Linked DNA regions of Homo sapiens: region 1 is linked to region 2. A link is an interaction called in ENCODE POLR2A ChIA-PET data of the cell type or tissue named here. Cell type or tissue: Panc1. All regions are shown on one strand. Each heading gives the region's core, and the rest is flanking DNA. Links, peaks and the distances in the headings are about the cores only. Region 1 overlaps STARD7 (StAR related lipid transfer domain containing 7). Region 2 has its middle 77 kb from the start of NCAPH.

Region 1 (11,217 bases), core at 4,430-8,429, 210 kb after region 2:
CTAATGGAAAAATACAGTAGTCATGTTTTTGATTGCTTTGGAACAGTTAAAAAGAAAAGTTACAGGAACAAAGAGAGGAAGGATGTTAAGAAATGAAAGGCTAGGGGAAAATGTTCCATTAACCTCCTCATAGTTTTTTAAAAGTTACAGTTCATTGCTCCAGAAATTTGAGTAAATAAGTGCCATTAAAGTTGCATAAAGAAAATTGGCCATTTTCTCTTTTCTGTCTTTCAGGGCATTCGGGATATGTTAAACTTCAGTGTGTTATTGACTAGATAAATGATCCGCATAAAGTCCTTTTGCCTTAAAGGAACTTTTTTTTTTTTTTTTGGCCATTGTCACTTCAGGGTATCTTACTGGTAAACCCTTAAACCCCTTGTTAGATCTTCAGAGCTACATAAAATTAGATCTCAATTTTTTGAGGTTGTCTTCATTATTTTACCATTAACTAGTTGCCCTAGAACTGCAATGAGCTAATTGATGTCCTGTCCTGTCCTGTCCTCCCCTTCCCTCCCGCCCCCTTCCGGGACAGAGTCTCACCCTGTCGCCCAGGCTGGAGTGCATTGGCATGATCTCGGCTCACTGCAACCTCCGCCTCCCAGGTTCAAGCGATTCTCCTGCCTCAGCCTCCACTGAGTAGCTGGATTACAGGTGCTTGCCACCACACCCGGCTAATTTTTTGTATCCTTAGTAGAGATGGGGTTTCACCATGTTGGACAGGCTGGTCTCCAGCTCTTGACCTCGTGATCCGCCTGTCTCGGCCTCCCAAAGAGTTGGGATTACAGGCATGAGACATCACGCCCAGACTCTTTTTTTTCTTAAGACATAATCTCACTCTGTCGCCCAGGCTGGAGTGCAGTGGTGTGATCTCACCTCACCGCAGCCTCCGCCTCCCTGGTTCCAGCTATTCTCGTGCCTCAGCCTTGCCAGTGGCTGGGTCTACAGCGGGGGTGCCACCACGCCTGTTTAATTTTTGTATTTTTAGTGGAGACGGGGATTCACCATGTTGGCCAGGCTGGTCTCGAACTCCTGCTCCTGACCTCAAACAGTCCTCACGCCTTGGCCTTCCAAAGTGCTGAGAGCCAGGCGCCTGGCTCTATGTCTTTTTTTGGGGGGTATGGAGTCTTGTTCTGTTGCCTAGGCTGGAGTGCAGCGGTGTGATCTGGGCTTACTGAAGCATCCACCTCCTGGTTTCAAGCAGTTCTCCTGCCTCAGCCTCTCAAGTAGCTGGGACTACAGGCATGCCCCACCACGCCCACCTAATTTTGTGTGTTTATTTTTAGAAGAGAAGGTTTCACTGTGTTGGCCAGGCTGATCTCCAACTCCTGATCTCAAGTGATCCGCCTGCCTTGGCCTCCCAAAGTGCTGGGATTACAGGCATAAGCCACTGCGCCTGACTCCTATGTCTTTTATTTCTAGGTGTGTCCCGTATCAGTAGAACCTGACTTTGACAATAACTTGGAATTTGAAGAGGAGGAGAATTATGTGAAGTGAGGCTGTTGTCTGACTGAAATTCCTAATTGTAGGGATGGTTTCATTTAAGTAATTTTGGAGCCTTACACCAAGCTCCATGCTGAGGGCAGGACCCCTAGATGAACCAAATGTTGTTTCACTTACTTTGTTTTCATGGTTTGTTTGCTTTCAGTTTCTATAGCTTTCGGTCCAGCCTTTTTCAGATATTGAAATGATTTTCGTTTTGGAGAAAGAAAGGCATGGTCTCTCTTTTCTTGATCCTTTTTCTAATCTGCTGATTTTACTATTTTGGGAATAATCTCTTTTGTCCTTCTGTCCTCTCTTAAGTCTCTTAAGATGTGAAGGTTTAGCCACCCATCCCATCCAAACAAGATTGGGCACAGCAGCCTAAAGAGATGTGTCATGAGAGGTTTTCCTTTTCTCCACATATATGTTAGTGAATGACTTTGTGCTCCTGTATGTTAATTGGGTCTTGTCATGTTAGCATTTAGAAGTTCAGACCCTTCAGGGATTCCTAAACCTTGGGAAAAAATAACTTGATCATTTACATTTTCGTGAAGCAGTCTTGCTCTATCATTCATACTGTGTCTCCACAAGACATTTCCGTCCCTTTTCATAATTTTAGTCAAAGCCACCTAGTAACCTTTAATTATATAGGAGAGCTTGATTAAGCAGTGGGTCAGATGCTCTGAACCACCTTGATTCTTAGAAGGTCATGAAAAAATGTTGCCTATAGTTAATAATTTTCTTAAAACTTTATTAACTATGTAATTATTTTATGAGCCTCTGATGTTTTAGTACGACATTCCACCAGTGGAAACATGCTCCCCTTTATTATGTGGCAAGAATGATAATTCGGGCCAGGTGTTGTGGCATGTGCCTGTACTTGGGAGGCTGGAGGATCACTTGAGCCCAGGAATTTGAGGCCAGCTTGGGCAATGAAGAAAAAAATTTTTTTTAAAGAATGACACTCAAGAGTTGTGCTTAGTTATTGTTGAAGGATGCTTTATAGACCTCAAAAATGCTGTAATCGATGCCCTATGGTGCCTGATTGTTCTCTGAGCAAATCTAGCTATGGTTTTGCTTTTGCTCTTCTTCTGCAACATCTAAATGCCTATCCTAAGGTTCCTTCTCTGTTTCTCTATGGTTTTGCAGCTGGTCAGGGTTCTTGGTTGTAACAAAGAAACTGGTCTTGGTTAATTTAAGCCAAAAAGGAATTAATCAAAACGGTATTAGGTCACTCAGTATTGACAAGGCCAGGGTACAGGTTGACCAAGACCTGCAGCAGGAATAATCTACTTAGAGCAGTGTTGCTGGCATTCTTTCCCCCAGATTGGTTGTACTCCTGGACTCCCAGCTCCCTCAAGATCCTGTGCCTTTGTGTTATCTTCAAGATGCAAAGCCCCTTCTAGAAGTCTCTAACCTCACTTAAATTAGGAGCTGTGCTTTAACTGCTTGTGGGCGGGAGGGGGGCTGCATTCACCTATTTGGGTTCTTTCCAAATAGAAAGGGATTTCAGGCAGTCAAAATGACAAATATTCCCCTATATAAATATTTTCATCCAAGTCCAAAGCTTAAAATTCAGCAAATTCAATTTTAGAACTAATAGGACTTCAAGAAATAACGTCCTCACTTTAAAGGTAAAATAAAATAAGATCACACAGCTGGTCAGCTGTAGAGCCAGGACTAGAACACAAATCTTTAGACTTACCATTATTTTGAATTGCTCTAAACTTTTAATCTTGGATTGACACTATACCTTTGAATTTTTGGCTTTTGCAGCAATATATTAATGCAATATATATATATTTTTGAGACAGTTTCACTCTCACCCAGGCTGGAGTGCAGTGGCACGATCTCAACTCACTGCAACCTCCATCTCCTGGGTTCAACAGATTCTTGTGCCTCAGCCTGCTGAGTAGCTGGGATTACAGGCGCAGGCCACCATGCCTGGCTAATTTTTTTTTGTAGTGCTGGGATTACAGGTGTGAGCCGTTGCACCTGGCCAATTTTTTTTTTTTTTTAAGAGTCTTACTCTGTTGCCAGGCTGGAGTGCAGTGGCATGATTTTGGCTCGCTACAGTCCCGACCTCCAGGGCTCAGGTGATTCTCCCACCTCTGCCTCCTCAGTAGCTGGGACTACAGCTGCATGCCACTACGCCCAGCTATTTGTTGTGTAATTTTTTTTTTTTTTTTTTAGAGGTGGAGTTTTGCATGTTGCCCAGGCTGGTCTTGAAGTCCTGGGCTCAAGTGATCTGCTCACCTTAGCCTCCCAAAATGCTGAGGATTATAGGCGTGAACCACTGCCCCAGGCCTTAATGCAATCTTTTAATAAAAATTTGGATTACTGAGGCCTATTTTCATTTTATTATTTCTTGATTTACTAAATTTATTCATGTAATGTATGTAATGTTTACCAGGACATGTAATGTTTACCAGGACATGCTAGGAGCTGGAACTACAAATATGAAAAAGACTGATTCTGGGCTATTAAGGAATTTATAGTTTAGTAAGGAAAGCAGATATAAAGATAGATTAATTATAGTGTAATATGCCTGTGTAAAGGAATAAAAATCAGTGTGTATGGTTAACTCTGCCTAGCAGTTACCTTTGTGGTTTTTTGAAGCTTGAAGGGTGAAAAGGCATTTCAGACAGTGTAGCAGTAATTTGGGTCTTCTTCAGTCTTGAATTGCAATAGAGTGTATAAGACAGCCAGCCAGCAATTTTTGTTTCTTATCTGTAACCTTTCTTTAAATGTTGCAGGGGGTAGGGTGAGGTGGAGGGCACGGAGAAGCTGGGTATGGTAGCACACGCCTATTGTGCCAGCTACTTGGGAGGCTGAAGTGAAAGGATCTCTTAAGCCCAGGAATTTGAGGCCAGTTTCGGCGACATAGTGAGACTTTGTCTCAAAAAAGAAGAGGTTATGGGAAAAATACAAGCCAAGTTTTAAAAAATTATTATTATAAAATGTTTCAGATATATAAAAAAGGTTTAAATAATAACACGAGCGTTGCAAGTACAGCTATGTTAAGAAATAAGATATTACAAGTATACTTAGGGTTCCTCTGTACCTTTTTCCAGTTGTATTCTTATTTTTCCCCAAGATGTCACCATTATCCCAATTTGTTGTATATAATTCCCTATGTTTTTATACATATGTATATACCCCTGAATGATACATAGTGATACATAGTACAATATATGGTGGTGTTTTTCATGTTTTAAAACTTTTTGCAGCCGGTGAGTCCCGCCTGGAATCCCAGCACTTTGGGAGGCCCAGGCTAGTGGATCACTTGAGGCCAGGAGTTCAACACCAGCCTGGGCAACATGGTGCAACCCCATCTCTACTAAAAATACAGAAAACAAATTAGCTGCATGTGGTGGTGCTTGTCTGTAGTCCCAGCTACTTGGGAAGCTGAAGTGGGAGAATCACCTGAGCTTGGGGAGTTAAGGCTGTAGTGAGCTGTGATTATGCCACTGCACTCTAGCCTGGGCTCAGAACAAACAAAAAAAAACCACACAACTTTTCGCAGTCCTGAACAAAATACTAACAAACTGAACTCAGCAATATATGAAATGGATTATATGCCATGAAAAGTAGGATTTATTTAAGGAACGGCAAGGTCGGTTCTTCATACAAAAATCAATTTATTACACCATATTAATAGAAAAAAGGACAAAAACTGCGTGATCATCTGAATAAACACAAAAAGTATTTGACAAATTCCAGCCTCCTTTTGTGATTAAAAAAGAAAACACTCAGCAGACTGGGAATAGAAGGAAATTTCTTGCAGCTGATAAAAGGCATCTACAAAAAACATAGCTAACAGTGTAGTTAATGGCAAAAGACTTAGTGCTTTTCTCCTAAGATCAGGAACAAGATGAGGATTCTGCTCTCACCATTTCTGTTCAACATTGTACTGGAGGTCATAACCAATGAAATCAGGCAACATAAGGAAATGAAAGTCATTTAGATTGGAAAGAAGAAATAAAACTATCTCTATTTGCAGCTGACATGATCTTATATTTAGAAAATAGTAAGGAATCTACAGAAAGCAATTAGAGCTGATAAATGAGTTCATCAAGTTTGCAGGATACAAGATCAATACACGGAAGTCATGTTTATGTACACTAACAATGAATCTGAAAATAAAATTAACAATTTCATTTACAGTAGCATAAAAGGAATAAATACATACGAATAAATTAACAAGTGTACAACTAAAACTGTAACACTAAAAACAACAAAACATCATTGGAAGAAATTTAAAAAGACATAAGTGAAAGACATCCCGTGTTCATGGATTAGATTAGAACACTTAATATTGCTAAGATGGCAATACCACTTAAAGTGATCTACAAATTCAGTGTAGTCTTTATCAAAATCCTAGGCAGTTCTGCAGAAATTGGCAAGCCACTTCTGATAGTCATATGGAAATGAAAGGAACTCAGAATAGCAAAAACAGTCTTGAAAAAAGAGAACAAAGTTTGGAGGACTCACTGTTCCCAATTTCAAAACTTATTACAAAGCTACAGTAATGACATTGTGGTACTGGCATAAGGATAGACATCTAGATTGTTAGAATAAAATTGAGAGTCTAGAAATAAACCTTTACATTTTTGGTCAGTTTTCAACAAGGATGCCAGGATAGTTCACTGGGGAAGGAATAGGCTTTTCGACAAATGACACTGGGTCACCTGGAGAAGCAGATGCAAAAGAATGAGTTTAGACTCCTACCTCATTATCATACACAAACATTAACTTGAAATGGGGTAAAGACCTAATGTAAGCTAAAATTCTAAAACTCTTAGAAGAAAATATAGGCATAAGTTCTTATGACCTTGGATTAGGCAGTGGTTTCTTGGCTATAACACCAAAAACAAGCAATCAAAGAAAAAATAAACATCAAAATTAAAAACTTTTATGCATGAAAGGATACTATCAAGACTAGTATAAGCACATGAAAAGGTTAGGGAAATACCAGTCAAGACGCAATGAGATACCATTTCACACCCACTAAGTTGGCTGGAATAACAAAGATGGACAATAACAAGTGGGGCAATTGGAACCAAGGATGTGGAGCAGTTAGAATCCTCAAACATTGCTGATGTGAATATAAAATAGTGTAATTGTTTGGAAAACATTTTGGCAGTTGCTTAAAAAGTTAAGCATAGTTACCATGATCCATCAAATCTGCTCCTAGGAATCTACCCAAGAGAATTGAAAACATGTCTATATGAAGATTTGTACACAAATGTCCATAGCAGTATTCTTTTTTTTTTTTTTGAGACAGTTTTGTCTTTTCGCCCAGGCTGGAGTGAAGTGGTGCAATCTTGGCTCACTGCAACCTCCACCTCCTGGGTTCAAGCAATTCTCCTGTCTCAGCCTCCCAAGTAGTTGGGATTCCAGGCTCCTGCCATCACACCTGGCTAATTTTTGTATTTTTAGTAGAAATGGGGTTTTGCCATGTTGGCCAGGCTGGGTCTCGAACTCAACCTCAGAGTGATCCACCCACCTTGGCCTCCCGAAGTGCTAGGATTATAGGCATGAGTCACTACGTCCGGCCAGCAGTATTATAATAGCAGTAATATAATATAGTGCTATTATAATAGCACTATAATAAAATAGTGGAAACAAATTTTATTTGATGAATGGATAAACAAAATGCGATCTATCCATACAATGGAATATTATTCAGCTATAAAAAGGAATAAAGTACAGCATGGTTGAACTTGAAAGTATGCTAAGTGAAAGAAGCTCAACACAAAAGCTACATATCATATGATTCCATTTACTTGAAATGTCCAGAATTGGCAACTCCATAGAGACAGAAAGTAGATTAGTGGCTGCCTAGGACTGGGAGGAGGCAGGAATGGGAAGTGACTAATGATAGATAGAGGTTTCTTTTGGGGGTGATAAAAATGTTCTGGAATTAGGGGTGATGGTTGCACAACCTTGTGAATATACTAACAAGTACAGAATTGTACACTGTAAAAGAATGAATCTTATGGTATGTGAATTTATCAATTTAAAAACAAAGGGGAAAAATACATACATACTTATAATAAGACAACCCAATAAAAAACGGACAAAAGATATCAATTGACATTTTAAAACCATAAACCTTCATAGTTAACATTTGAGGGCTACTTACGTGCCAGATAACAAACACTTTATTTTATTTTATTTTTTATTTATTTTAGAGATGGAGTCTCACTCTGTTGCCCAGGCTGGAGTGCAATGGTGCGATCTTGGCTCACTGCACCCTCAGCCTCCTGGGTTCAAGTGATTCTTCTGCCTCAGCCTCCCGAGTAGCTGGGATTACAGGCGTCCACCACCATGCCCAGCTAATTTTTGTATTTTTAGTAGAGATGGAGTTTCACCATGTTTCCCAGGCCGGTCTCGAACTCCTGACCTCAGGTGATCCGCCCACCTCGGCCTCCCAAAGTCTGGGATTACAGGCGTGAGCCGTTGTGCTTGGCTTTATTTTATTTTATTTTATTTTATTTTATTTTATTTTATTTTATTTTATTTTATTTTGAGACGGAGTTTCGCTCTTGTTGCCCAGGCTAGAGTGCAATGGCACGATCTTGGCTCCCTGCAACCTCCGCCTCCCGTGTTCAAGCGATTCTCTTGCCTCAGTCTCCCGAGTAGCTGGGATTACAGGTATGTGCCACCGTGCCCAGCTAATTTTGTATTTTTAGTAGAGACAGGGTTTCTCCACGTTGGTTAGGCTGGTCTCAAACTCCTGACCTCAGGTGATCGCCTGCCTCAGCCTCCCAAAGTATTGGGATTACAGGCGTGAGCCACTGCGCCTAGCCTATTTTATTTTTTAAGAGACAGTGTAGCTGGGCACGGTGGTTTACGCCTGTAATCCCAGAACTTTGGGAGGCCGAGGCGGGCAGATCATGAGGTCAGGAGATTGAGACCGTCCTGGGTAACACGGTGAAACCCTGTCTCTGCTAAAAATACAAAAAATCAGCCGGGCATGATAGCGCGTGCCTGTAGTCCCAGCTACTGGGGAGGCTGAGGCAGGAGAAATACTTGAACCCAGGAGGCGGAAGTTGCAGTGAGCCCAGATCATGGCACTCTATTCTAGCCTGGGTGACAGAGTGAGACTCTGTTTCAAAAAAACAAACAAAAAAAAGAGACAGAGTCTTACTGTATTGCCCAGACTGGAGTACAGTGGCAGAATTGTAGCTCACTACAGCCTCCAACTCCTGGGCTCAAGTGATGTTCCCATCTCAGCCTATAGCTTGGAGTACAGGCATGTGCCACTATGCCTGGCTAATTTTTTAAATTTTTTCTTAGAGGTAGGGTCTCACTGTGTTTCCCAGGTTAGTCTTGAACCTGGCCTCAAGGAGTCCTCCTGCCTTGGCCTCCCAAAGTGCTGGGACTACAGGAGTGAGCCTCTGTGCCTGGCCATAGATATTAAGCACTTGACACTTACTTTTTTTTCGTTGTTTTTTGTTTTTTGTTTTTTTTTTTTTTTTGAGACAAGAGTCTCACTCTGTCGCCCAGGCTAGAGTGCAGTGGCGTGATCTCGGCTTACTGCAACCTCTGCCTCCCAGGTTCAAGTCATTCTCCTGCCTCAGCCTCCTGAGTAGCTGGGATTACAGTTGCGCGCCACCATGCCCGGTTAATTTTTGTGTTTGTAGTAGAGACAGGGTTTCACCATGTTGATCAGGCTGGTTTTGAGCTCCTGACCTCGTGATCCACCCTCTTCTGCCTCCCAGTGTTGAGATTACAGTCGTGAGCCACCACGCCCTGCAGCACTTGACACTTTGTAATCTTTATAGCCAACCTCGAGATAGGTACTATTATTATTTCCATTTTATAGATTTAGAAATAGGAACTGGTTAAATAATAATCTAGTTAGTGAGTGTTGGACTAAGATTCAAACTCAGGAACTCAGTTTTTATTGACTATACTGTGTCCTGTTTATATACTACATACTGTGGTTTACTGTATAACCTTCTTGCACAGACCTTTGTGTGGACACTTCATTTCACAGGGCTGACTAACCACCTCACCATGGCTCTTTTTCCCCTTTACAGATCTATTAATGAGATGAAGCGGTTGGAAGAAATGTCAAATATGTTTCAGAGCTCTGGAGTCCAGCACCACCCTCCAGAACCAAAAGCCCAAACAGAAGGGAATGAAGATTCAGAGGGCAAAGAGCAACGTTGGGAAATGGTGATGGATAAGAAACACTTTAAGCTGTGGCGGCGCCCAATTACAGGCACCCACCTTTACCAGTACCGAGGTGAGCCCAGTGTGGCTATCTTTTGGGTTCCATAGTTGCACAGGTGCATGGGATTTCTGTTCTTCATACTTCTCTAAACTGTTCTGGTTGTTTCTCAGAAAATTTGCCGTAGTTTTTTGTTTATTGTTTTTCTTCTCCCAGATGACAAATGTCTCAGTGTTGTCTTTGCTTACATCCTCTTTGTCTTTCTTTGTTGCTCTACTAAGACTTCTAGTTTCTGAACCTGCCTTTAAGATCTCTTAGTACTTTAGATCTGAAACGCCGCTAGGTGAAAGAAACAAGGCGAGTGACTGGAGTATGGCCAGCATCCCTTATTCTTTCTTTTCATTCTAGTTTTTGGAACCTACACAGATGTGACACCTCGGCAGTTCTTCAATGTTCAGGTGAGTTAATTTTTCTCTCCAGATTTGGAGCCTCCTAGCATATCAATTGCTACTGTCTACATGAATCATTTATCTGACTCAGGTGACATTGGCTTAAGTACATCCATCTATCTACCTGTCATCCACATTGCATAGCATTTAGGTAAACATTTGACTTAGAATTTCTTTATCTGTCCCATGGGGATGAGATCAGTTTTACCCTCCCACAGGACTGTTGGGAATATCAGATAGAGGAATGGATATGAATACTTTAATGTATTTTATGAGGCTTTATTGTTTTTTTCCCCAAACAACTTAAGAGTAAGTTACATACATCATAGTCCTTTACTCCTAAATTCTTCCAGTGTGTATTTCCTAAAACTAGCCATATGCCGTATTTCTTAACTAATCATGATACCATTATTGAAATTAGTAAATTTAACACTGATGGAACACTTTCATGTAGTCCTCTGTTTGTATTTATCAGTTTTATCAGTTGACTCAATGTCCTTTATAGCATTTTCCACTTCAGTACAGATAGGATTATATTTAGTTGTCACATCTGTTTAACCTCAAATCAAGAACATTTCCATAGTGGAGGGTTTTTTTTTTTCTTTCCTCTCCCTGAGACAGGGTCCTGCTGTGTTACCCAGGCTGGAGTACAGTGGTGTGATCATGTCTTGCTGCAGCCTTTGTTTCCTGGACTCAAGTGATCCTCCCACCTCAGCTTCCAGGCCTACAGGCATGCGCCACCACACTTGGCTAATTAAAATTTTTTTTTCTTAGAGACAGGGTCTCCCTATGTCTCCTAGGCTGGTCTTGAACTCCCTGGGCTCTAGTGATCCTCCTGCCTTTGCCTCCCAAAGTGCCGGGATTACAGGTGTGAGTCACTGTGTTGGCCCAATGTTTATTTCATAAAGATGAAGAGTATCTGTTCAAAGACTGCTTTCCTCCTTGTAGGGGAAGATGGTTTAAAAAATGAAACAGGGAGGTGGGATCGCCCAGAGTTCTAGAACAAAATTTTTTTCTTTCTGGATTTTTCATTTGTTTTGCTGACTTCCGATAACTACTTCGTTGGTTATAACACTCACTCTAACGTGCAAGTGCACTTTCCCT
Region 2 (12,655 bases), core at 3,849-7,848:
ATTGTATATTTAGAAAACCCCATTGTCTTAGCTCAAAAGCTCCTTAAGCTGATAAACAACTTCAGCAAAGTCTCAGAATACAAAATCAGTGTGTAAAAATCACAAGCATTTCTATACATCAGTAATAGACAAGCAGAGAGCCAAGTCATGAGTGAACTCCCATTCACAACTGCTACAAAGGAAATAAAATACCTAGGAATACAATTTACAAGGGACGTGAAGGACCTCTTCAAGGAGAACTATAAATCACTGCTCAAGGAAATAGGAGAATACACAAACAAATGGAAAAACATTCCATGCTCATGAATAGGAAGAATTAATATTGTCAAAGGTGGCTATACTTCCCAAAGTAATTGATAGATTCAATGCTATTCCCATCAAGCTACCATTGACTTTCTTCACAGAACTAGAAAAAACTACTTTAAATTGCATATGGAACCAAAAAAGAGCCTGTATAGCCAAGACAATACTAAGCAAAAAGGAAGAACAAAGCTGGAGGCATCATGCTACCTGACCTCAAACTATATTACAAGGCTACAGTAACCAAAACAGCATGGCACTGGTACCAAAACAGATATATAGACAAATGGAGCAGAACAGAGGCCTCAGAAATAACACCACACATCTACAACCACCTGATCTTCCACAAACCTGACAAAAACAAGCAATCAGGGAAGGATTCTCTATTTAATAAATGGTGCTGGGAAAACTGACTAGCCATATGCAGAAAACAGAAACTAGACTCCTTCCTTACACCTTGTACAAAAAATTAACTCAAGATGGATTAAAAACTTAAACGTAAAACCTAAAACCATAAAAACCCTAGAAGAAAACCTAGGCCATAACATGCAGGACATAGTCATGGGCAAAGACTTCGTGAATAAAACACCAAAACCAATTGCAACAAAAGCCAAAATTGACAAATGGGACCTAATTAAACAAAAGAGCTTCTGCTCAGCAAAAGAAACTATCATCAGAGTGAACAGGCAACCTACAGAATGGGAGAAAATTTTTGCAATCTATCCATCTGACAAAGGTCTAATATCCAGAATCTATAAGGAACTTAAACAAATTTACAAGAAAAAAACAAACAATCCCATCAAAAAGTGGACAAAGTGTATGAACAGACACTTCTCAAAAGAAGACATTCATGTGGCCAACAAACATATGAAAAAAGCTCATCATCACTGGTCATTAGAGAAATGCAAATCAAAACCACAATGAGATACCCTCTCACACCAGTTAGAGTGGCAATTATTAAGTCTGGAAACAACAGATGCTGGTGAGGATGCAGAGAAGTAGGAATGCTTTTACACTGTTGATAGGAGTGTAAATTAATTCAACCATTGTGGAAGACAGTGTGGTGATTCCTCAAGGATCTAGAACCAGAAATACCATTTGACCCAGCAATCCCTTTACTGGGTATATACCCAAAGGGTAATAAATCATTCTACTATAAAGACACATGCACATGTATGTTTATTGTAGCGCTGTTTACAATAGCAAAGACTTGGAACCAACCCAAATGGCCATCAATGATAGATAGACTGGATAAAGAAAATGTGGCACATACGCACCATGGAATACTCTGCAGCCATAAAAAAGAATGAGTTCATGTCCTTTGCAGGGACATGGAAGAAGCTGGAAACCATCATCCTCAGCATACTAACACAGCAACAGAAAACCAAACACTGCATGTTCTCACTCATAAGTGGGAGTTGAACAATGAGAGCACATGGACACAGGGAGGGGAACATCACTCACCGGGGCCTGTTGTGGGGTGGGGGGCAAGGGGAGGGAGAGCATTAGGACAAATACCTAATTCATGCGGGGCTTAAAATCTAGATGATGGGTTGATAGGTGCAGCAAACCACCATGGCACATGTATACCTATGTAACAAACCTGCATGTTCAGTACGTATATCCCAGAACTTAAAGAAGAAAAAAAAAGATTAAACAAACAAACAAACAAAAACAGAAAAAAAAAAAAGGAATCTGTACTCACTAACTTCGACAGTCATTTGACTGGAGCAATGGTTCAGGAGTCTGACTCACCAATGGATCCCAAATCAATCAGGAGTGAAGACTAAAGGCTTCAGTGATGCACACTTAGGATGCTGGATGAGAAGCCTGGGAGTCCAATGATGAATCTGATTGATACGGTTTGGCTGTGTCCCCACCCAAATCTCATCTTCAATTGTAGTTCCTGTAATCCCCTGGTGTGATGGGAGGGACCCGTTGGGAGGTAATTGAATCATGGGGGTGGTTACTCCCATGCTGCTGTTCTGATGATAGTAAGTGAGTTCTCATGAAATCTGATGGTTTTAAAAGGGGCTTTCCCCCAGTTTTGCTCTGCACTTCTCCTTGCTGCTGTCATGTGAAGAAGGACATGTGTTTTCTTACCCTTCCACCATGATTGTAAATTTCCTGAGACCTCCCCAGCCCTGTGGAACCGTGAATCAATTAAACCTTTTTCCTTTATAAATTATCCAGTCTTAGGCAGTTCTTTATAGCAGTGTGAGAACAGACTAATACACTGATCCTATCTGAATCACAGCACCTTAATTGTTAAAAATTAATAAATGGTGCTTGTTCAAGGCAGGAAGGTAGACTTTATTCAAGACCTGTTTCTTTTATTCAGGGTATAGGTGTAGGCACTACTGCAATGGGCCTCTGCAGCAGGGATGAGAGAGTGGGCCCAATTCCAAACATAACAAGGAAAAGGGAAATGTACAGCCTCCCAGGGTGGATGGGGTTCAGTGGCTGGAAAACTACTAAGAGGAAGCCTCGGGGGTCAGAGGGCTTCTGGCTAAACCCACCTCACAGGCCAGCGTGATGGGACATCGCCTTGGGGTTGGTGAGGATGAGGAACCTGATCTGACATCAAGGGTGATCAGATAATGAGGGAGGGGGTTCTGGCTAAACCAACTTAGCAGGGTTCTTGCTAAAATTGGACAATGCAGAGATGAACACAGAGACCTAAAAGTCAAGGCCTAGTTGGGAAGATGGTTCTGGAGAAAATAAATTTCTGTTTTTGTTTGTTTGTTTGTTTGTTTGAGACAGTCTCGCTCTGTCGCCCAGACTGGGGTGCAGTGGCGCCATCTCAGCTTACTGCAACCTCCACCTCCTGGGTTCAAGCAATTCTCCTGTCTCAGCCTCCCAAGTAGCTGGGACTACAGCCACCTGCCACCATACCTGGCTAATTTTTGTATTTTTAGTAGAGACGGGGTTTCACCATATTGGTCAGGCTGGTCTCAAACTCCTGACCTCAGGTGATCCACCCTCCTCAGCCTCCCAAAGTGCTGGGATTACAGGCGTGAGCCACTGCACCCACCCAAATTTCTGTTGTTTAAGCCACCCAATCTGTGATATTTATTATGGCAGCCTGAGAAGATTAACACATTTTCCTAGATTCAGGCACTAGCTTGATTCTAATTTCTCTTTACAAAGAGTTCCTTTGTGAAAAGAATTCTTTCCTTTTGTGTTATTTCCCTGAGTATATTTGTGGTGATGATATTTTCTCAGACTCTAGAATAGTAACTACTGGAGAGAAGACAATTTTCCTTCTACTCTCTGAAGATTTGATATTTGAGTCTCTGAGAAAAATAAAAACACCTGACAATAGACAGGTTAATGGGAGGAAAAGCATACCAATTTATTACATGCATACACACGGGAATCTCACAAAATATAGGACTCAAAGAAAGGCCAGAAGATTGAAGTTTGTTTGTTTGTTTGAGACGGAGTTTCTCTCTTGTTGCCCAGCTGGAGTGCAACGGTGCGATCTCGGCTCACTGCAACCTCCACCTCCCGGGTTCAAGCAATTCTCCTGTCTCAGCTTCCCAAGTAGCTGGGATTACAGGCACCCGCCGCCACGCCCAGCTAATTTTTGTATTTTTAGTAAAGATAGTGTTTCACCATGTTGGCCAGGCTGGCCTCGAACTGCTGACCTCAGGTGATCCACCTGCCTCAGCCTCCCAAAGTGTTGGGATTATAGGCATGAGCCACCACACCTGCCCTGAAGTTTTTATAGCATTGGAATAGGGTTTTGAACTTCTGGCTGCAGTGAGTTATGACACCAGATGGTGGCAGATGGTGAAGATGGTGACAAGCTATGAGAGGGTTGGGGAAGCAATGCACAGTGAATAAAATGTCTTATGGGTGCAGTGGCTCAGGCCTGTAGTCCCAACATTTTGGGAGGCCAAGGCAGGAGTATCGCTTGGGCCCAGGAGTTCAAGACCAGGCTGGGCAACACAGTGAGACCCCCATCTCTAAAATTCTTTTGTAATTAGCCAGGCATGATGGTGCATGCCGCTAGTTCCAGCTACTCAAGTGGCTGAGGTAGGAGGATCAATTGCCTGAACCCAGGAGTTCAGGAGTTCAAGGCTGCAGTGAGCTATGATCATGCCACTGCACTCCAGCCTGGGTGACAGAGCAAGCTCCTGTCTCAAAAAAAAAAAAAAAAAAAAAAGTCTTATTATGCAGCTAAATTCTCAGGTAATCTCGAACTGCCTGCAGAATAGTGATAGCCTGTGACAGTCTCTGTCTGGGCAGGTGCCTAGTCTCTTTCTGTGATATGATCCTTCCTAGCTCTGACTCTAGACAGGTAAGGGGCCCTTAGAGAAAGCTTCTGCTTTCGTCCGCTGTTGATTAATGTAGATTTCCTTTATAGATGCAAATTTCTTTTACGAAAGGACAGCTTTTCAGAGCTATCCCTGCGCCTGCAGGCTCTCTGAATAGCCATCTTGAAATATGTCAAAGAAGTATATTTTGGGATGGCATATCTTAGTCTCCCATCTAATACACATGTTATGACCACTATACAAATTGTTATGGGGCCACAGGAAGATAATGCTAAGATTGGGCTTCTCTGGCCAATCCTAGGGGAACAATCAACAGGACTACAGTTGCAGCAGTGGAATGCCCTGCCTGGCCCCCAGCCCTGGACATTGCCCCATTCACCTGTCCCTCGCTTCTCTAAACCTCCCTGTAACTCTGTCTTCTGGACCCATGTGTCTGCTGGGTGTACAGCACCCAGCACTTGGAGCCAGTGAGTATCATATGTTAAGGAAAAATTGTTGGGCTTGGACCAATCACCCACCCCATTCCAGCCAGAGCCTGTCTCTTGTTTGTTCACCGACTACACACCCTATCCAAACCAAGCCTCTGGCTCTTGTCCTCTAAGTGGCACTGTTAAAGCGGAAACACGAGAAGGAATAAAGGAGCTTATTCTTTTTTCCTTCTTATTTATTTATTTAGAGACAGGGTCTTGCTTCATCACCCAGGCTTGAGTGCAGTTGTTACAGGAAAGGGGTCCTGATCCAGACCCCAAGAGAGGGTTCTTGGATCTCGTGCAAGAAAGAATTCAGGGCGAGTCTTCAGTGCAAAGTGAAAGCAAGTTTACTACGAAAGTAAAGGAATAAAAGAATGGCTACTCCATAGACAGGGCAGCCCCAAGGGCTCCTGGTTGCCCATTTTTATGGTTATTTCTTGATGATATGCTAGACAAGGGGTGGATTATTCATGCCTCTCCTTTTTAGATCATATCGGGTAACTTCCTGATGTTGCCATGGCATCTGTAAACTGTCATGGCACTGGCGGGAGTGTAGCAGTGAGGACGACCAGAGGTCACTCTTGTGGCTATCTTGGTTTTGGTAGGATTTAGCCAGCTTCTTTTCTGCAAACTGTTTTATCGGCAAGGTCTTCATGACCTGTATCTTGTGCTGACCGCCTATCTCATCCTGTGACTTAGAATGCCTTAACTGCCTGGGAATGCAGCCCAGTAGGGTTCTGCCTCATTTTACCCAGCTCTTAGTCAAGATGGAGTTGCTCTGGTTAACACGCCTCTGACACAGTGGTGCGATCTCAGCTCACTGCAGCCTCTGCCTCCCAGGTTCAAGCGATATTCGTGCCTCAGACTCTTGACTAGCTGGGGTTACAGGTGCATGCCACCACACCCAGCTAATTTTTGTACTTTTTAGTAGAGATGAAGTTTCAGCATGGTGCCCAGGCTTGTCTTAAACTCCTGAACTCAAGCGATCCTCCTCCCTTGGCCTCCCAAAGTGTTGGAATAAAGACGTGAACCACCGTGCCCAGCCGTGGTGTCTCTTCTTACAAGGTCACTAATCCTGCAGAACAGGGTCCCACCCTCGACCTCACCTCGTTTAACCCTTATTGCTTCCTTATAGGCCCTATCTCCCAATGTAGTCACATTGGTGGTGAGGGCATCAACATAGGAATTTGGAGGTGAAGGGGAGAAAAAAATGTATAATTTCTTTTCTCAACCCTCATAAGTTCCTAGCTGGGACACCTCTGTAACAAAAGACAGATCAATAGGAAAAAACGGTTGGGCTCAGTGGCTCACGCCTGTAATCCCAGCACTTTGGGAGGCCGAGGAGGGAGGATCACTTGAGGTCAGGAGTTCAAGACCAGTCTGGCCAACATGGTGAAACCCCATCTTTACTATAAATACAAAAATTAGCTGGGCGTGTAATCTTAGCTACTAGGGAGGCTGAGGCAGGAGAATCACTTGAACCGGGGAGGCAGAGGTTGCAGTGAGCCGAGCCGAGATTGCGCCACTGCACTCCAGCCTGGGTGACAGAGCAAGACTCCGTCTGAAAAAAAAAAAAAAAAAAAAAAAAAAAACAAAACAGGAAAAAAAGGAATATAATTTTTTTGGTGTGAATGTACAAATTTATTGACATGCATATGAACAGAAGAGACACATACAAAATATAAGACTCAAAGAAGGGGCCAGGCCACTGAAGTTTTTACATCATCCTGAGGTTATAGAGGGACACAGGTTATGGGAAAGTGTGTCTAACAAAGGCTGTCTTGTGGTGCAGATGAAAATATCCCTCAGCCGGACATTGTGGCTAATGCCTGTAATCCCAGCACTTTGGGAGACTGAGGCAGGAGAATCGCTTGAGCCCAGGAGTTTGAGACCAGCCCTAGCAACATAGCGAGATACCATCTCTGAAAATAATTTTTAAAAATTAGCTGGGCATGGTGGTGTGCACCTGTAGTCCCAGCTACTCAGGAGGCTAAGGTGGGAGGATCTATAGAGCCTGGGAGTTTGAGGCTGCAGTGAGCTCTCATTGCACTACTGCCCTCCAGCCTGAGCAACACAGCAAGACCCTGTCCCGAAAAAGAGAAAAAAAAAAAAAAAAAAAAATCCCAGGTAAACTCAGAGCTGCCCTCAGAAAGAATAGATGGTGGCCTTTGGTAAAAGATTCTCTCTGAGACCTTTAAAAGTGTCAGACTTCAGTGTTTATTTTCCTGAGTTAATCTTTCCTAGATTCAGATAAGGGAGGCATTACCCCCAAAACCGGGTTTGTTTGCCTGGTGAGTAACAAATGACTCTCCATGAGGATGCAGGTTTTGATCAATAAAAGTTTTATTACCTGGCCCAAGTAGGTAGAACCCTGGGAGTATTCTCCAAGGCAGTGTCCCCTGAGGGAAAGTGACAGGAGGGTTTCATGGGGCGATGGAGGGGGAGAGGATGTGTCTTCGCATGTGGAGGAGGGGTCCCAGAGGTGCAGACGCAGTGATCCTCATGCCAGCACATAGGTCGCATGTGATGGTGATGGAGCTGAGCTGCAGCCCTTCCTGGGGTGGAGACTTTAGCATGGTAACAAGAAAGGTCACTTGGGTTCATCTGTAAGTTGCTAGGGTCTGTTGGGAGCTGGTTTGAATCAAGTGGGTGACTGCATTCTAAACAGGGCTTGGAAGAAACAGGCTGCAGGGCAGGAGGCTGTAAAACAGGCTGATAGGCTGGGCGTGGGGGTTCAAGCCTGTAATCTAACACTTTGAGAGGCCAAGGTGGGTGGATCACCTGAGGTCAGGAGTTCAAGACCAGCCTGGTCAACATGGTGAAACCCTGTCTCTACTAAAAATACAAAAATTAGCTGGGCGTGGTAGCACGAGCCTGTAGTCCCAGCTACTCGGGAGGCTGAGGCAGGAGAAATCCTTGAACCAGGGAGGTGGAGTTCGCAGTGAACCGAGATCACACTCCAGCCTGGCACTCCAGCCTGAGTGAAAGAGCGAGACTCTGTCTCAAAAAAAACAAAAAACAAAACAAAACAAAAAAACCCAAAACAGGCTGATTGCTTAAGTTGATTAAATTCCTATAATCCTTTGAGATCCCCCAACCCCCTCACCCCTGCACCCCACTTGCTTACAGGGTCCTCAGGGAAAGCCTGGGCATTGATTTCACTAACATAGATTTTCTCTCCAGGTGCAACTCTCCCTCACGAAAGGCAGCTTTTCAAAGTCCTTCTTCTGTTTGCAGCCTCTCTGAATAGCCATCTCAAAATAAGCCAAAGAGGTATATTTTGGGGTGAAATATTCTCGTTTCCTTTGGGGGAACACAAACATTCAACCCATAACAGAGACAGTCCCTGTCAATGTCATGTGTTAACAGTCAGGAGGCAGCCCAGGGTGGAGCGGCAGGCTGGAGACCCGGGATTGCTGGGCTGAGATCCGGCTGGGGCATCCCTGAGAGCAGGAGGTGGCTGGACCGCGGGAGGTCAGTGCCTGCCTGGCGGGGAGCCCCAAGGGCACCTGTCTGGGCTAGCCAAGAGGAGAGCATCCGCCCCGGGAGGAGTGCAGGCAGGACTCCCGCTGACAGGGCCTGCTTGGTAGATGCTGGGCAAGTAATTAGAGAAGGGACGATTACCCACCACAGGCTGTTGGCTCTGGATGTAAAAGAAATTGACATGAGGCCAAAAGAGTTTTCCCAGACGAGGCTTCATTAGAGCTTATGCCTGGACATAAGGGAGGCAGCACTAGAGAGGAGAGAGAGAGAGAGAGAGAGAGAGAGAGTGATAGAGAGACAGAGAGAGAGAGTGACGGAGAGACAGAGAGTGAGAGACAGAGAGAGACAGAGACAGAGAAAAAGACAGAAAGACAGAGAAAGAGACAGAAGGACAGAGACAGAGAGAGACAGAAAGACAGTGAGAGAAAGGCAGAGAGAGCGACAGAAAGAGAGAGAGACAGAGAGAGAGAGAGGGAGAGAGAGAGAGAGAATTTCCTGACTGACTCTCCAAAAAGAGCTGGTGGAGATTTTTTTATTAGACAAAGCATAGGAACTAATATCAGGGGTAGGGCGAGCAGGCTGAGCCGGGCAGACCTCATAAGGGGTAGGGTGTGCAGGTCAGCATATTTGATTGCCATGGTTTTCATGGTCAGGATAACCATGACCCATTAATAATAATGGGCCACCTGGTGGTCTGGCTGGTAGCAACAAAGCTTTAAATCAATTGTTCAGAATTCCTTCCTGGGATGCGACACTGTGCAACCTTGGTTATCTCCTCAGGCCAGTTCCTGGAATTTTTTTTTTTCTTTTTTTTGAGACAGGGTCTTGCTGTGTTGCCAGGCTGGAGTACAATGGCACCATCATGACTCACTGCAGACTTGACCTCCCTGGGCTCAAGTGATCCTCCCACCTCAGACTCCTGAGTAGCTGGGACTACACGTGTTTGTCACTATGCTCAGCTAATTTTTGTATTTTTTTGGAGAGACGGGGTTTTGTCATGTTGCCCAAGCAGGTCTAAAACTTACAGACTCAAGCGATCCGCCTGCCTCGCCTCTCAAAATGCTAGGATTACACATGTGAGCCACTGCGCCTGGCCAGAGTTCTTTAAGTAAGCGGCATGGTTAAACATTATGGCATCGTGGGGTAGTGGTGTGGGTTTTGTGATCCGTGGGAATGCTGTAGTGGGGCTGAGCTGAAGCCAAGTCTTATCTCTACTGTCTCAGTACTCTCACTCCAGCTATTACCGAGCAAATGGGCTTGCTGCCTGACTGCACAGAAGCCAACACTGCTGCTCCAGCTTTGAGAAAAGAAAAGCTTCATTGTGAGGCAGACCAGCAAGGAGACAGGAGGCACAGCTCAAACTTCTCTCTCCAATTTGGGGTGTGGGGCACGTTTTAAGGGGTCAGAGGGCAAGGGAAAGTATTTAGGAATGTTGGCTTGGCAGGGTCTGATTGGAGGGCTTCAAATTTAACCATTTGTGGTAAGGTATGTTGAGGCAGATTTTAGCCCCAGATCTTCCAGGCCCATAGACTCCTTCCTTTTGAAAGGGTTCCAGTGTTCAGGTTCTGGTCATGTCCCAGTCCTGTTGGCTCTGCAGGAAGAAATCATTGGTTCCGGTGTTGTTAGAGGTCAAAGCTTTTTCTATTGTGCCTGGACTACATGACTCGCAGTTTTGGCTTGGTTATACCTACAAGGTAACTTGACATTCTCTTATCAACAGAGTAGGCTCAGTTTGGTCTGGTTCTGTGATTACGCCACTCCTTGTATCCTTTCAAATAACCATTTCGGGCCAGGCACAGTGGCTCACATCTGTAATCCCAGCACTTTGGGAGGCCGAGGCAGGAGGATCACTTGAGGTCAGGAGTTTGAGACCAGCCTGGCTAACATACAAAAACTAGCCAGTCAAGGTTGCAGGAGCCTGTAATCCCAGCTACTCAGGAGGCTCAGGCAAGATAATCGTTTGAACCCGAAAGGCGGAGGTTGCAGTGAGCCGAGGTCGCGCCATTGCACTCCAGCCTGGACAATGGAGCAAGACTCTGTCTCAAACAAACAAAAATAAAACAAAACAAAAAAAACCCCACCCATTTCGTTACAGTTTGAGAGAGTCTGAGAGGCTGAAAGGACTGGATCCTTTCTGTGTGGGTGTTGATGTCACAGATTTGACATCATTGTCCCCGGGCCCCTCTGGGGGAGCTGGCCCCTGCAGTCCCTGAGGCTGAGTCTGGGCGTGAAAGGCTTGCTTTTGGCTGGCACACTGGGACCGTTGTTTTCAGCCAACAGATGAAACCCAGCTAGTTGGAAGAGGCCCATTCAACCCCCATGTTTACACATGAGGAGCTGGGGGCCAGGGCGACAGGAAGTGGCTTGCCCATGTCAGTGGAGCTGGTGGCAGAGCATCCGCTTGGCAGAGGATGGCAGCCCACAGCCCCAGGCGATGGAGGCACCCCATTTCCAGTGTGGCTGCTTCGTGCTTGCTGTTGACTTGCAGTTTGGAACCTTGTACTGCGTGCTTCATTCGCAGGACAGAAGCTAAATCTGCGCCCTCTGCCGTCCTCTCAGAGGAAGTGCCTGTATTTGGTGAGAACGGGGGTGAGAGAGGCTCCAAGATGCCCCTTGGCAGAAATTTCCAGTAATTGGCTGGGAGGAGGCTCACCCCACCTGAGCAGGAGCAAGCGGCGGTAGGGAACACAGCGCGCACGAAATAGCAAATTTCACTGATTATTGAGAAGAAAGGAGAGGGGGTGTATTTGGTGAGCTGGAGGTGGTCTCCTCACATATCTGTTAGGATGTTTGCAGCCATGAGCAACAGGAAACCTAATTCCAATGACCTAAACAAGGAGGCTTTGTCATCCCACATCACAGGCAGCCCCAAGGCAAGGCAACTCCGGGTCAGCTACTTTAGTAGCTCAATTTGGTACCATCAAGAATCATAAATCATGGATGGGCACAGAGGCTCGTGCCTGTAATCCCAGCACTCTGGGAGGCTGAAGCGGGAGGATCACTTGAAGCCAGAAGTTGGAGGCCAGCCTGGGCAATATAGTAAGACCCTATCTCTACAAAAAAATGTGTAGAGATGTGGTGGCACATGCCTATACTCCCCCCTACTTGAGAGGCGAGGCAAGAGGATCGCTTAAGGCCAGGAGTTTGAGGCTGCAGTGAGCTATGATTATGGCACTGAAATCCAGCCTGGGTAACCGAGCAAGACCCCCACTCTCTAAAAAAAGAATCATAAATCATAACATCGCTTTGTACTCCAACAATTTATACAATTATAAAATATTGATGTACAACTTTAAAAAAACAGGAGCGAAAAAAGAGTCCTTCCCCCTCAGCCATCCTCAGCATACAGCCTGGCCCCACCTCCCATGCCTGCCAGATGGCAGCTGCAGGCCCACGCAGACTCCCAGCTCTGCGGGGAAGATTCGCTGTGAGTTTTTTTAAGAAACTATCCCCCATCGGCCAGGCGCGGTGGCTCATGCCTGTAATCCCAGCACTTTGGGAGGCCTAGGCGGGCAGATCACAAGGTCAGGAGATCGAGACCATCCTGGCTAACATGGTGAAACCTCGTCTCTACTAAAAACATAAAAAATTAGCCGGGCGTGGTGGCGGGCACCTGTAGTCCCAGCTACTCGGGAGGCTGAGGCAGGAGAATGGCGTGAACCCAGGAGGCAGAGCTTGCAGTGAGCCGAGATCGCGCCACTGCACTCCAGCCTAGGGGACAGAGCGAGACTCCATCTAAAAAAACAAAAAAGAAAAGAAAAGAAAAAAAGAAAAAGAAACTAAGAAACTATCCCCCAGCAAATGTTCCTGTACATCTCATTGGCCAGAGCTGCATCACATGCCCATTTGTAAACCAACAATGGACAAGGGGAATGGGGCCACTGTGACTGGTTCAGTCAATCAGATTGGGCTGAGCTGGAGATGGGACTCTGGTCACCTTCCCTGAGCCTGTGGGCCAGATGGGCAAAGAAGGAAGACAAGGCTGACTGTGGAGAGCCAGCAGTGTTACAACGCCTCCCCACCTGTTTTAGAACCTGCCAAAGTCAGGGTTGGACAAAAGGGTTTCACACCCTGTTTTATTCCCTGTCAAAGCCCACACAGTATCCAGATGCTCCCCTT

What was found. Peaks named below come from ENCODE experiments on the same cell type or tissue, not always from the same donor. Only the 100,000 strongest peaks of a DNase experiment are listed, where the experiment ranks them.
Region 1: POLR2A ChIA-PET joins it to region 2 with 5 read pairs; 4 of 35 experiments call an interaction of 5 or more read pairs at or near these places.

Annotation. Positions count from the first base shown.
Region 1 is chr2:96,193,863-96,205,079 of GRCh38, reverse strand. STARD7 (StAR related lipid transfer domain containing 7) reads left to right here. Exons shown (of 8, transcript NM_020151.4): 2 at 9,531-9,739; 3 at 10,073-10,122. Among named protein-coding and RNA genes, the nearest start is that of STARD7-AS1, 8.9 kb to the left of the region's middle. In Panc1, for the core only: no CTCF peak of the experiment used is centred there; no DNase peak of the experiment used is centred there.
Region 2 is chr2:96,405,945-96,418,599 of GRCh38, reverse strand. No RefSeq gene overlaps it. Among named protein-coding and RNA genes, the nearest start is that of NCAPH, 77 kb to the right of the region's middle. In Panc1, for the core only: CTCF peaks have their summits at 4,096 (motif pointing right) and 5,199; no DNase peak of the experiment used is centred there; H3K4me3 peaks cover 1,009 bases; H3K27ac peaks cover 2,903 bases.